Linked DNA regions of Homo sapiens: region 2 is linked to region 1. The links are chromatin loops, found by intact Hi-C in ENCODE. Cell type or tissue: stomach. All regions are shown on one strand.

What was found. Peaks named below come from ENCODE experiments on the same cell type or tissue, not always from the same donor. Only the 100,000 strongest peaks of a DNase experiment are listed, where the experiment ranks them.
Region 2: a loop joins it to region 1, with 5 times the contacts of the local background. A loop is called at or near these places in 108 of 110 quality-filtered maps.

Annotation. Positions count from the first base shown.
Region 1 is chr14:77,069,836-77,072,335 of GRCh38, reverse strand. LINC02289 (long intergenic non-protein coding RNA 2289) reads left to right here. Exons shown (of 3, transcript NR_110553.1): 2 at 564-626; 3 at 1,490-2,500. Among named protein-coding and RNA genes, the nearest start is that of LINC02289, 5.1 kb to the left of the region's middle. In stomach, a CTCF peak has its summit at 1,475 (motif pointing right); a DNase peak (open chromatin) is centred at 1,495; H3K27ac peaks cover 306 bases.
Region 2 is chr14:76,871,943-76,874,442 of GRCh38, reverse strand. No RefSeq gene overlaps it. Among named protein-coding and RNA genes, the nearest start is that of LRRC74A, 47 kb to the right of the region's middle. In stomach, a CTCF peak has its summit at 1,467 (motif pointing left); a DNase peak (open chromatin) is centred at 1,452.

The DNA.
Region 1 (2,500 bases):
AGGACACACAGCTAGTGACAGCGAGGCACAGAGCTGGGATTCCAACCCAGGCCTGTCTAACCCTAAAGCTCCTCCTATCCACCTCCTCCTTGCTGCCACAGAAGGTGACTCAGAGGTACTCAGTCTGGAGAATTCAAGCCAGTATCCCAGGAAGTGGAATTTTCTCCAGTGTTCTAGGAAGGAGGGATTACCATGGCATGGGGTGGGCCAGGTAGACACAAGAGGCAGTGAAGGTGCATAAAGTGGTGATTAAAGGGAATGGAGTCTACTGTGGTTTGGATATGGTTGCGTCAACCTAAACTCATGTTGAAATTTGACCCTCGGTGTGGTGGTGGTGGGAGGTGGGGCCTAGTGGGAGGTGTCTGGGTCATGGGGGCAGATCTCTCATGAAGGGCTTAGTGCCATCCTCACAGTGGAGAGTGAGTTTTCACCCTGGCAAGACTGGATTCTTGTAGGAATGGATTTGTTCCCAAGACAGTGGGTTGTTATAAAGCCAGGATGCCCCTTGGGTTTTCCCTTCTTTGCAAGTGTTCACTCTCCCTTTGACCTTCTGTATGTCGCAGCCCTCACCAGAGGCTGAGCAGATGCTGAGGCCATGCTTCTTGATTCTCCCAGCCAACAGATCTGTAAGCTGAATAAACCTCTCTTCTTTATAAATTACCCCGTCTCAGGTATCCTGTTATGGCAACACGAAATGGACTAAGACAGGCGGGTGACAGATTGTCCAGGTTTGAAACATAGCTTTTCCTTGTGCACCGCATCTCAGGTTCTTCATCTGAAAATTGGGGATAAGAACATGTACCTCCTTGGGTTTGGGGGAAGATTAAATGAGATAATGCATGTGAAATTCATGGCAAGAGTAAACTGCCCATTACATCTTTCTGCTTTTAACATTGCTATTGACATTACTTTCCCTCCATGGTCACTAGACTCTTGTATCAGGCCAGTATTTGAAGACAGACAAATTTAAACGAAATAGATGTAACTTGGAGGATGATGGCAGAGAAATCTGTGGCTTGACGGTTTTTTTTTTTTTTTTTTTTTTGAGACAGAGTCTTGCACTGTTGCCCAGGCTGGAGTGCAGTAGCATGATCTCAGCTCACTGCAACCTCCGCCTCCCGGGTTCAAGCGATTCTCCTTCCTCAACCTCCCTAGTAGCTGGGATTACAGGTGCCCGCTACCATGCCTGCTAATTTTTTGTATTTTTATAGAGACAGGGTTTCACTATGTTGGCCAGGCTGGTCTCGAACTCCTGACCTCGTGATCCACCCGTTTCGGCCTCCCAAAGTGCTGGGATTACAGGCGTGAGCCACCGCGCCTGGCCTTGAAGGTTGTTTTTCTAATTTTTTTTCCCAGCTCTAAGACAGCTCCCTGTGTAAGATGATGAGTGTGATTAATTGCAATCAGCTCCTCTCCATGTAATGAGGGAAGCTGGATGTCATCCTCTGGCTTCTGTCCAAGCTGATGCAGTTACCTATTGTGTCCACAGGATGTCACTATCAATCACGCTTCGACTGAGTACAGCCAAACCAGGATACTCAGGGACTTGGAATCTGTTACCAGACTTTTATTTAGTACAGACACAGCGCCAGGGGGCTGAGCATTCTTCAGCAACACCCTTTGGACCCCTTTCTACACCATCATGCTGTATGAACAGAAGGGTTGGGGACATGAAGGAGCAGCTCAGCTAAGGTGACCCAGATGGTTGGGCTCAGAGCTGGAAGAACACCGTGGTCTTCTGACTCCCAATTCCTGCATCTGTCCTGCTTGTAAGAGGCTTGCCAAGAACAGGAGCTTTTGTTTGTAGGTCTCTAGGGATGGCCACCACAGGGAGTGTGATTTGAAGATGGGGTCGGCGTGACATTACAGGCCCCCTTTAGGCTCTGCTGGGTTGCAGGCCAGCTCTCTGGGCTGCCTTTCTGATGGCTGCTATTTTAAAGGCAGATAGGATGAAGTTAGCAACAACTTATATCATTAAACTAGCAAGGGCTCAGGAGGGGCAGCCCCCTTCTGGGAATGTGCCTAGCTCCTGCTCCAGAATGGAGGAGTTTCTGTGGCTCTAGGAGAGCTGGCCTTCTATGGAGTCTGAGCAATGTACCGCACGGGGAGGAGAAGACGCTTCCAGAAGATACCAGTGTTTCTATCCAGAGACGTTTCCAGGACACCACGTTAAGCAGCAGAGACACTAGAAGCCAAGGCACCTATGGTCTGGTGTGGATGTGTGCCTCCTGTGCCTCAGTGGCATCATCCGTACCATGGGAGGTGTGTAATGAGGGGTGAGATCACGTCTGTGAGGGCACGTACATAGTAGATGCCCAGGAAGTGCCAGTCCCCATCTCCTTCCCAGTTTCTTCAAAGCCTTCTGGAAGGCACTGGCATAGCCCAGTCCTGAGGCACTGCTTTTTCTTTCATGGATGATCAGGAGCTTCTGTGATTTCTTCCCCCTCACTCTTCATTTTGCCAAGATGTTGCCCATAGTAACCTCAGCAGTGGAGCGAGG
Region 2 (2,500 bases), 200 kb after region 1:
CCTGAGATTGGAACACCCCCCATGGTATTTCCAACACCTATTAGTTGGGTGTTTCAAAGATAGCTGTTCAGTTTGGTCCCTCCTGTGCTCTGCTGGTCCTCCAGCTCCCCATACCTCTCCCTCTCAGGAGTGGAACACCACTGTAAGGAGGGCATGCTTATATTAGGCACTTACTGTATGCCAGGCCTTGGGCTTGGTGTTTCATGTGTGTGATTTCATTAAATCTTCACAGCCATGTTCTCTGATGGCCTTCAAGCCCCCACCTGACCTGAACACATTCCCTCTGAACTCACTTCCACCATGCTTTCCTTCTTTCCATCTGCTCCAGCCACAGAGGACACACCCTATAGAGGAGGTGGTACCACTAACATTCCTGTTTACAGATGAGCAAACTGAGATTCAGAGAGGATAAATGAATTGCTCAGAGTCAGAGATGGTAATTGGTGAAGCCAAACAGAATTCAAACCCAGGAGTGTCAAATGCCAGAATTCGCAGGCTTAATCCCTTCATAGTTCTAGTACACAGATATCCACACTCCGCTTCTCCCACCTGCTCCCAGCACAATTTCTGAGCCATGCAGCTGGTGGGGAGAGGGCATCAACTTGCCCTTGAGAATTTGGCCACACAGAGCACCATCTCAGCCTTCGCCGCCTTCCGTTAGCCAGTCCAGCCTGGCAGAGGGGCGGGGAGGCAACGTGGCTAAGCCCTCAGGGAGCCACAGCTGTATTGCCAGGGCCTGGATCTTGGCGTTGCTACTTACTGGCTGGGGCACCTTGGGCAAAATGCTTAAATTCTCCACACGCCCCCCTCCGCCCCCGTTTCCCTGGCTGCAAAATGGGGATTCTACAGTGCTCACTATGCAGAATCACTGTAAGGATGCTAGGAGTGAGTGCATGAAGCCGCATTGAGTCGGGTATGGAAGGACAGCAAGCACAGGGTGCCGTCTCTCTGGGTTGCAGCCTGACCACCTCTGAAGGCTGGGCCAGCGCCTCTGAGCCATCTTTGACCTTGACGCCCCTCCTGCTCCTGCAAGGCCCCTCTACCTCTGCCTCGTCCTCCATGGGAAAGCTGCAGCTGCTGCTGGGGTCCTCCTGCCTGCCAGCCTCCTGACCTGCCAAACTGACAAAGCGCTTGTGCAGTCCTGTCCTCATGGAGCAGGACTCCTCTCTGCGGTCTGCCCAGCTTCAGGGCGGGCTGACTGGAGAAGATGAATAAATATTCATGGAGCTCTTCCTGGGTGCCTGATTTTCTTCCTCACAAGGGTGCAAGATGGTCACAATGAGGACACGGAGCCTTGGAGAGGTCTGCCCAGGGGTTGGGCTGCTGGACCTTTCGAGGCTCAGATTCCAAGTTGGCGTTCCTCAGGGGCAGAAGTTTGGGAGATCAGAGAAACTTGCTAAGACCCCAAGTTTAGGAGAAGGCAAAGCACAATTCTCCGGATGACTTTTGGAGCTGACCTGACACCTAGCGGCCACAAGTGGGAATTACTCCACCTTTGGAGGCTCCCAGGGCCGCTGAGGCAGATGGGCTTGGCCACCCATCTCTTACTTGAGTGTCAAGGGGTGGCCTGGAGGGTTGGGGTGGGGTGTGGGGGAGATTTTAACTTCCCTGTAATCTCCATCATTTCGCCAAAGCCACCCAAACAAAAATAAGATTTGATAAGAACAACTGCTGCCTTTTCCATTTTATGCAAAAGATGAGAACAAAATTATCTTGAAAAAATGTGTTTTTATTGATCCATAAGCATTACAAATTTATAACTTGTCCATCACACATTTTGCTACTTCATAGCCTCTCCTTCTTGCCCACACATAACCCTCAGGGTTGCACCTGGGCACTCAGTTACAGGCAGGGAACTTGGAGAATTTTATGGATTATAAGAGATTTAAAAGACATGATCCCATCCAGGCACGGCAGCTCACGCCTGTAATCCCAGCACTTTGGGAGGCCAAGGCAGACAGATCACTTGAGGTCAGGAGTTCAAGACCAACCTGACCAACATGGGGAAACCCTGTCTCCACTAAAAATACAAAAAATTAGCTGCTCATGGTGGTGCAAGCCTGTAATCCCAACTACTCGGGAGGATGAGGCATGAGAATTGCTTGAATCTGGAAGGCAGAGATTGTAGTTAGCTGTGTTCACGCCACTGCACTCCAGCCTGGGTGACAGAGTGAGACTCTTTCTCAAAAAAAAAAAAAAAAAAAAAAAAAAAAAAAAAGACATGATCCCAGACGACAAGGACTTCACTTTATTCGGGGAGATAGAGCAGATGTCTACAGAGCACCCGATGTTATGGTAGATGTTTCAGCCCATAGACTCCTTATTGCATTTCGTTTTCTTTTCTTTTCTTTGTTTTTTGTTTTTTTTTTTTTTTTTTGAGATGGAGTTTTGCTCTTGTCACCCAGGCTGGAGTGCGATGGCGTGATCTCAGCTCACTGCAACCTCTGCCTCCCAGGTTCAAGCAATTCTCCTGCCTCAGCCTCTTGAGTAGATGAGATTA